Linked DNA regions of Homo sapiens: region 2 is linked to region 1. Evidence: read pairs that join two places in POLR2A ChIA-PET (ENCODE). Cell type or tissue: HCT116. All regions are shown on one strand. Each heading gives the region's core, and the rest is flanking DNA. Links, peaks and the distances in the headings are about the cores only.

Evidence for each region. ChIA-PET counts read pairs that join two places held together with the same protein. Peaks named below come from ENCODE experiments on the same cell type or tissue, not always from the same donor. Only the 100,000 strongest peaks of a DNase experiment are listed, where the experiment ranks them.
Region 2: POLR2A ChIA-PET joins it to region 1 with 5 read pairs; 4 of 35 experiments call an interaction of 5 or more read pairs at or near these places.

The regions. Positions count from the first base shown.
Region 1 is chr3:53,270,610-53,274,998 of GRCh38, forward strand. The region is part of intron 1 of LOC107986087 (a long non-coding RNA gene); the gene reads left to right. Among named protein-coding and RNA genes, the nearest start is that of TKT, 17 kb to the left of the region's middle. RefSeq lists enhancers at 1-191, 809-1,694, 2,790-3,342 and a cis regulatory region at 1-145. In HCT116, for the core only: no CTCF peak of the experiment used is centred there; no DNase peak of the experiment used is centred there; H3K4me3 peaks cover 43 bases; H3K27ac peaks cover 1,296 bases.
Region 2 is chr3:53,202,946-53,207,334 of GRCh38, forward strand. No RefSeq gene overlaps it. Among named protein-coding and RNA genes, the nearest start is that of PRKCD, 44 kb to the left of the region's middle. RefSeq lists an enhancer at 1-255. In HCT116, for the core only: no CTCF peak of the experiment used is centred there; no DNase peak of the experiment used is centred there.

The DNA.
Region 1 (4,389 bases), core at 185-4,184:
GGAGGTTAAGTGGATTTTCTCCTGGGCTGGTTGTTGAACAGCTGAGAGTGAAACTGGCTTCTTAGAGTAGGACTAAAAAGCTCCAGAGAGTGGCTCACAGAGGGGTTGCTTAACCACTGTGAGCCACAGCTCCTCCTGGAAAACCTGAAACCATCAGGAGCACTTCCCTTGTAAGGTCACCTGAGAAAGTGAGTGAGGAGATATCTCACTTCCCAAACCAGGGTTCTTTGGCCCCCAGACACATGACTTTTACTCTCTCTCTTCCCATCCTTGCCTCCAGAATTAGCAAGGGCACCCAGTCAGCCATCCTGTTCTAGTGACTTGGACAAGGCATCAGAAAAGCATTTGTTAGGCCAGGTGCGGTGGCTCACGCCTGTAATTCCAGCACTTTGGGAGGCCGAGGTGTGCGGATCACAAGGTCAGGAGTTCGAGACCAGTCTGGCCAATATGGTGAAACCCCGTCTCTACTAAAAATACAAAAATTAGCTGGGCGTGGTAGTGGGTGCCTGTAGTTCCAGTTACTTGGGAGGCTGAGACAGGAGAATCGCTTGAACCTGGGAGGTGGAGGTTGCAGTGAGCCAAGATGGCGCCACTGCACTCCAGCCTGGGCAACAGAGCAAGACTCCATCACCAAAAAAAAAAAAAGCGTTTGTTCCATGCTACTGTGCAAAAAGAAAAGTGCTGCTGCTGGCTATCTGGTCAGGGCAGGGAAGTGGTTTTGCCATCACTGGTCCTCTGATTTCACTCAACACTTCATTTACCAGGGTCTATGTGTTGGGCACAGGTGCTGGATGCCCCAGCAGCACGTGTTTATACCGCACTGTCCAGTGATTTGTACAAACAATTGCCTGCTGAGGTTGTTGATCTGGGAAGGCGCCAAGGAGGGGGTGACAGCCAGTTTTGAAATAACAGAATTTTCTGCAACAAAACTGTGTCTGTGTCTAGCTGGCATGGGTGAAGAGGGGATTGAGGAAATACATTCATTTCAATATGTATTCTTTTTATGTTAATTTAATTTTATTTTTGTAGAGACAAGCTTTCACCATGTGGGCCAGGCTGGTCTCAAACTCATGACCTCAAGTGATCCGCCTGCCTCAGCCTCCCAAAGTGCTGGGATTACCGGCGTGAGCCACCGCGCCTGGCCGACTCTTTTTTTTTTTCGAGACCCAAGCTGGAGTGCAGTGGTGTGAACACAGATCACTGCAGCCTTGACCTCCTGGGCTTAAGTGATCCTCCCACCTCAGCCTCCCGAGTAGCTGGGACTATACGTGCATGCCACCACATCTGGCTTTGTGTGTGTGTGTGTGTGTGTGTGTGTGTGTGTGTGTGTGTGTATGTTTGGTAGAGATGGGTTTTGCCATGTTGCCCAGGCTGGTCTTAAACTCCTGAGCTCAAGTGATTCACCCACCTCTGCCTCCCAAAGTGCTGGGATTACAGGCGTGAGCCACTGTGGCTGGCTCCTCCACAGATGTTATGTGGGAGAGTAGCATGCTTTTCAGCGATGTATGGAGAGGTTTCAGAGGGAAGACCGGAGGTCCTCTATGGGGTATTTTGGGAATTTGTGTACCTGTGTACCTGTGCCCAAGCATTTCCATATTAAAACAGAGTCTTTCTATGCTGCCCATGCTAGACTTGAACTTTTGGGCTCAAGCAATCCTCCTGCCTCAGCCTCCTGAGTAGCTGGGACTACAGGTGTGCCCCATACATATTTAATATGAAACATTTCATTATTAACGTTTCTCCTTTATATTACAATTAGAGAATATTATTTTAAAATTGTGTGTACAAAAAATCATTTCAAAAATTCTTTTTTTTTTTTTTTTTTTTTTGAGACAGAGTCTTGTTCTGTCACCCAGGCTGGAATGCAGTAGTATGATCTTGGCTCACTGCAACCTCTGCCTCCTGGGTTCAAGCAATTCTTTTTCCTCAGCCTCCCTAGTAGCTGGGATTACAGGCGCCCACCACTAAGCCCAGCTAATTTTTGTATTTTTAGTCGAGATGGGGTTTCACCATGTTGGCCAGGCTGGTCTCAAACTCCTGACCTCAGGTGATCCACCGGCCTTGGCCTCCCAAAGTGCTGGGATTACAGGCGTGAGCCACCCTGCCTGGCCAAGCCTTTTTATTTTTACTTTGCTCTGTTGCCCAGGCTGGAGTGCAGTGGGCTCAAGTGATCCTCCCCTCTCGGCCTCCTGAAGTACTGGGATTGTAGGCATGAGCCACCATGGCTGACTGTTTTGTTTTTTGTAAAGAAAAAAAAAATGAAAGGAAAAAAATAGAAGCTCCTTCTTACAAAAGATCTGTTTTACAAAAGAAGAAATTGTGTGTATAGCCATAAGTTATATTATCTATGAATTCCAGGTTAAGATAGCAAAGAAGGATTTATAAAATATTTTTTAAAAAGAGTGGAGGTGTCCAGTGGAGCTGAGGCCTCTTGTGCAGGACCCACATTAAATGGGAGCGATGGTCCGCACACCATGGCCAGGGTCCCCTTCCCATCTGAGGGCCGGGCTGGAGGGCGTCAGACAGAAGTTAGGGAAGCCTCTCAGTGCCAGCGAGATGGGGAGAGCATGCTAGAAAGCTCTATTCAGGGAAGGACACCTGGCCTGGAAGGGGCAGACTCTGAGGGGCAGGGACACGTCAGAGACACAGCAAAATGGGGCTTGTGTAGCAAAACTGTGTAGGGGCCCAGACTTTGCACCTGCTTCAGAAGCCAGAGCTCCACTGCCGACTCAGAGACACCACAGAAGATGGGAAGCGGCCTGCAGAGGGTGCCTCCTAGAGCTTCCCTGGGACTCAGGCAAGGCCAGAACCACCGTTCTGGGGTGACTGGGACCTGGTAGGAAAACAGCTGCCCTGTGGATCATGGCGACCTTCCCGGCTCCACATTCTGGGCCTGGGGCCATCTGGGGCCCCTTCAGACTAAAGGACTGACATCCGTCCTGCCACAACCAATGCTCCTGTCCCTTCCTGGGGTGACAGGAAGTTGGTGTTGTGTGTGTGTGCACGTGTGCACAGGTGTGCACTGTGGCCCTTCTGGGAGGCTACACTCGGAATAAGCTCTGCCTCTCGGGGGAGGCATCAATGAGAATGTACTGACTTAGTCTGTGTTGCTATAAAGGAACACCTGAGGCTGGGGAATTAATAAACAAGAGGGGCTTGTTGGACTCACAGTTCTGCAGACTGTGCCAGAAGCATGGAGCCAGCATCTGCTTCCGGCAAGGACCTCAGGAAGCTTCCACTCATGGCAGAAGGGGAAGGGGAGCTGGTGGTCCGTGCAGATCGCAGGGTAAGGGGGAGGCAAGAGAGAGGAGAGGAGGTGCCAGGCTCCTTTTAACAACCAATTCTCGGCCCGGTACAGTGGCTCACACCTGTAATCCCAGCACTTTGGGAGGCCAAGGTGGATGGATTGCTTGAGGTCAGAAGTTTGAAACCGGTGTGGCCAACATGATGTAAATCCGTCTCTACTAAAAATACAAAAATCAGCCTGGCATGGTGGTGTGCACCTGTAATTCCAGCTACTTGAGAGGCTGAGGCAGGAGAATTGCTTGAACCTGGGAGGTATGGTTGCAGTGAACCGAGATCGCGCCACTGCACTCCAGCCTGGGCAACAGAGTGAGGCTCTGTCTCAAACAAAACAAAACAAAACAAAAACAAAAACAAAAACAAAAAGCAAAAAACCCCAAAAAACAAAACAAAAAAAACCAAACCAAAAAACCTATCAATTCTCCTGAGAACTAACAGTAAGGACTCACTCACTGCCACGAGAAAGGCAGGAAGCCATTCATGTGGGATCCACTCCTGGGGTCCAAACACCTCCCACCAGGACCCACCTCCAACATCAAGATCACATTTCAACATCAGATTTGGAGGGGACAAACATGACAAATGTCAGCTTATGATTTCTTGTGGAATTGCACTTCAAATTTATTCAGACTCATCTGAAATAAATGTTGGTTGAACATGATGTGACTGTCACATTGACTTTGCATCACCTCTCCCCCAGCCATTCCATCTCTGCTGGTTATAAGAAATCTCTTACTAGCAGTCGTTTAATTGTTGTTTACTTTAAAAGTCGCTTACTTTAAAAGTCGTTTACTTTATCTTAGTTTATTTTTTAGAGATAGAGTCTTGCTCTGTTGCCCAGGCTGGAGTGCAGTGGCACAATCGTAGCTCACTGCAGCTCCTAGGCTCAAGTGATCCTCCCACCTCAGTGTCTAGAGTAGGTGAGACCACAGGCACATACCACCCACACCTGGCTGATTTTTAAATTTATTTTGTATAAGGGGTGGGGATGTTGCAATATTGCCCAGGTCAATCTTGAACCCCTGGGGTCAAATGATCCTCTCACCTTCGCCTCCCAAAGTGCTAGGATTACAGGTGTGAGCCACC
Region 2 (4,389 bases), core at 261-4,260, 68 kb before region 1:
TACTACTGATGGCTCCCCAACCAGCTCCACAGCCTTTTCCGGGGGCTTTTAGAAGGTTGGAGGAGATGGAGTACAGGCAGGGGTGGCAGGAAAGTTGTTTTTTCAGTGGAAGCCAAAGACAAACTTCAAGAGAAGAGGAAAAGTTGTTTGTTAAACTCTCTAGTGGTTTTCTGCATTGGCGATGGGAAGTCAAACCAAAGCACTGGGCTTTTGGCCTCAGCGGGGTGCTGCACCTGCAGGGTACGGAAGGGCACCTGGCATGAGGGAAAATGAGTGATTTATCTAACAAGTTGTCTTATTAGGAAAACATGGTGGCTCACTCCTCTAATCCTAGCACTTTGTGAGTTGTGATATGATTTCCAGGTGGGAGAATCACTTGAGCCCAGGAGTTCGAGATCAGCCTAGGCAACATAGTGAGACTCTATCTCTTAAAAAATTAGCCAGGCATGGTGGTCCACCTGTGGTCCCAGCTGCTTGGGAAGCTGAGGCGGGAGGATCGCTCGAGCCTGGGAGGTCAAGGTTGTAATGAGCTGTGATTGCGCCACTGCACTCTAGCCTGGGTGACAGAGTGAGACCCTCTCAAAAAAAAAAAAAAAAAAAAAAAGGCTGGGTGCGGTGGCTCATGCCTGTAATGCCAGCACTTTGGGAGGCCGAGGCGGGCAGATCACGAGGTCAGGAGTTTGAGACCAGCTTGGCCAACATGGTGAAACCTCATCTCTACTAAAAATACAAAAATTAGCCGGGTGTGGTGGCGCACGCCTGTAGTCCTAGCTACTCAGGAGGCTGAGGCAAGAGAATTGCTTGAACCCGGGAGGCGGAGGTTGCAGTGAGCTGAGCTCGTGCCACTGCACTCCAGCCTGGAATCTGTCTCAGAAGAGAAAAAAAATATCAGAAAACATTCAGACATTTAAAAAAGTATAGTGATTCTGTTCCAGATGAAGAAACAAGTAGAGATAAAATTGCAGCCCCTAGGCTGGGTGAGGTGGCTCACTCCTGTAATCCCAGCAGTTTGGGAGGCCAAGGCAGGTGGATCACCTGAGGTCAGAAATTCGAGACCAGGCTGGTCAATGTGGTGAAAATCTGTCTCTACTAAAAATACAAAAATTAGTTGGGTGTGGTGGCATGTACCTGTAGTCCCAGCTAATCAGGAGGCTGAGGCAGGAGAATTGCTTGAACCCAGGAGGTGGAGGTTGCAGTGAGCCAAGACTGCACCACTGCACTCCAGCCTGGGCCACAGAGCAACACTCCATCTCAAAAAAATAAAAAAGAAAAGAAAAAGAAAAAATAGCTGGGCACGGTGGTGGGCAGGCACCTGTAGTCCCAGCTACCTGGGAGGCTGAGGCAGGAGAATCGCTTGAGCCTGGTAGGCAGAGGTTGCAGTGAGCCAAGATTGCACCACTGCATTCCAGCCTGTGCAACAGAGCAAGACTGCATCTCAAAACAACAAGTAAATGGAATCATGTAATACGTGGTCTTTTGTGGACTGGTCAAGTGCATTTCTTTTAACGATTGAATGGCATTCCATCACATAAATTTACCACAATTTATTTATCCAAATAAATGGTGTGGAATTTTGCTTTCAGTCAAGATGGAGTAAAAAGGGGACTGTATTTTCCCTCCTGCCTGAAAAACTAAAACTCCAGACAAAATGGATGAGACAGCAGTTCTGAAGATGCTGGACATCAGGAACAAAGGACAGTGATCTGAGAGATGGGAAACGAGGGAGCTGAGCCCTGACTGCCCCAGCTCTACTGACTGCAGAGGGTCTCCAGGCTGTGGGACAGGGAGGGGGGATCCAGGTGGAGGCCAGTGGACTCCCAAGTTGAGTAGATGAAGCTGGCAGTCCAGGCAAGCCAAGGTGGCTAGAATTCACAGTGCATCCTACTGGGGACAAGAGAGCGAGAGAGAGAGAAAGAAGGAGAGAAAGAAGCCTGGAACCTGCAGAGACGCCTCCTCAAGTCTTCGCTGAGTACTGATTATTGCATGCATCTGAGGAAACCACCCAAGGCTGGGGAGAAAGCCCTCTAAATGAATTAAAGTGAACAATCCTCAGAACTCACACAGGGTTAGGAACAATGCCAGACTGGAAACTGTATAAATTTAAGGTATCACTGTTCAGAGCACCCAGAGAGGTTTTGCCTCAGTACCAGATAAAAATTAACCCGCAGCCTAGGCAACATAGCAAGACACTGTCTCTACACAAAATACAAAAATTAGCTGGGTGTGGTAGTGCATACCTGTAGTCCCAGCTACTCAGGAGGCTGAGGCAGGAGGATCACTTGATTCCAGGAGCCCAAGGCTGCAGTGAGCTCTGATTGCTACTCTACTCTAGCCTGGGCAACAGAGCAAGACCCTATCTCAAACATGAAAAAAATGTAAAATTAACCCTAGACTAAACACTGTTCTGGTCTTGCCTAACAAAGCTTAGAAGCAAGACCCAAAAGTATTAAACTATTTCCAAGAAATCATTGTAGAACTAAGCCTAAGAATATTTATGAGAACACAAAAAATATCCAGCACCCAATAAGGCAAAATTCACAATGTCTGGCACCCAATCAAAAATTGCCAGGTATTGGCCAGGCACTGGCCAGGCACAGTGGCTCATGCCTATAATCCCAGCACTTCGGAGGGACAAGGCGGGCAGATCACTTGGGGTCAGACATTCAAGACCAACCTGGCCGACATGGTGAAACCCCACCTCTATTAAAAATACAAAAATTAGCCAGGCCTGGTGACACATGCCTGTAGTCCCGGCTACTCAGGAGGCTGAGGCAGGAGAATTTGCTTGAACCAGGGAGGCGGAGGTTGCAATAGGCTGAGATCACACCACTGCACTCCAGCCTGGGTGACAGAATGAGACTCCATCTCAAAAAAAAAAAAAAAAAAAAATTTCCAGGCATTAAAAGAAATAGGAGAAATAGGCTGGGCATGGTGGCTCACACCTGTAATCCCAGCACTTTGGAAGGCCGAGGCGGGCAGATCACAAGGTCAGGAGATCGAGACCATCCTGGCTAACACAGTGAAACCCCATCTCTACTAAAAATATAAAAAATTAGCTGGGCGTGGTGGCGGGCGCTTGTAGTCCCAGCTACTCAGGAGGCTGAGGCAGGAGAATGGTGTGAACCCGGGAGGTGGAGCTTGCAGTGAGCCGAGATCGCACCAGTGCACCCCAGCCCGGGCGACAGAGCAAGACTCTGTCTCAAAAAAAAAAAAAAAAAAAAAAAGAAATAGCAATAAATTAAAACTGACCTAGAAACAACACCAATAATAGAATTAACAGACAAAGGCATTAAAACAATTATAACTATATTCCATATGTCAAAAAGTTGAGACATGGAGGATATAAAAAAGACCCAGATCACACTTGTAGAGATAAAATCTGTGATATCTGAGATAAAAAATATGCTGGATGGGATCTATAGCAGATTAGACATTATAGATGAAAAGATGAGTCAACTTGAGTACATAGTAATAAATACTATCCAAAATGAAATCTAGGAAAAAAGAATATATATATTTTTTTTGACAGAGTGGAGTCTCGCTGTGTCACCCAGGCTGGGGTGCAGCGCCGCGATCTCAGCTCACTGCAACCTCCACCTCCTGGGTTGAAGCAATTCTCCTGCCTCAGCCTCCCATGTAGCTGGGATTACAGGGGTGTGCCCGGCTAATTTTTGTATTTTTTTTTTTTTTTTTTTTTTTAGTAGAGACAGGGTTTCACTATATTGGCCAGGCTGGTCTCAAACTCCTGACTTTGTGATCTATCTGCCTCGGCCTCCCAAAGTGCTGGGATTATAGGCGTGAGCCACCGTGCCCGGCAGGAAAAAAGAATTTTTAAAAATGAACGGAGCCACCAGTGAGTGGTGGTACAATTTCGAGCAATCAAATATATTTGGAATTGGAATCACTGAAGGAGGAAGGGATGGTACAGAAAACTTGAAGAAATAATGGCAGACAATTTTCCTAATTTGATTAAAACTGTAAATCCACAGATTCAAGAAGCTCAATTAGTCCCAAGCACAATAAACACAAGGGAAACTATATCAGAGTATATCCAAATTAAATTGCCATGATAAAGAGAAAATCTTGAGGCCAGGTGCAGTGGCTCATCCCTGTTATCCTAGCACTGTGGGAAGCTAAGGCAGGAGGATCACTTGAGGCCAGGAATTCAACACCAGACTGAACAATATAGGAAAACCCTATTTCTACAAAAAATTAAAAAATTAGCCAAGCACGGAGGCATATGCCTGTAGTTCTAGCTACTCAAGAAACCGAGCCAGGAGGATTAGTTGAGCCCAGGGAGTTGAGGCTGCAGTGAGTTATGGTTGCGCCACTGCACTCCAGCCTGGGTGACAGAGTAAGACCCTGTCTCAAAAAACAACAACAAAAAAA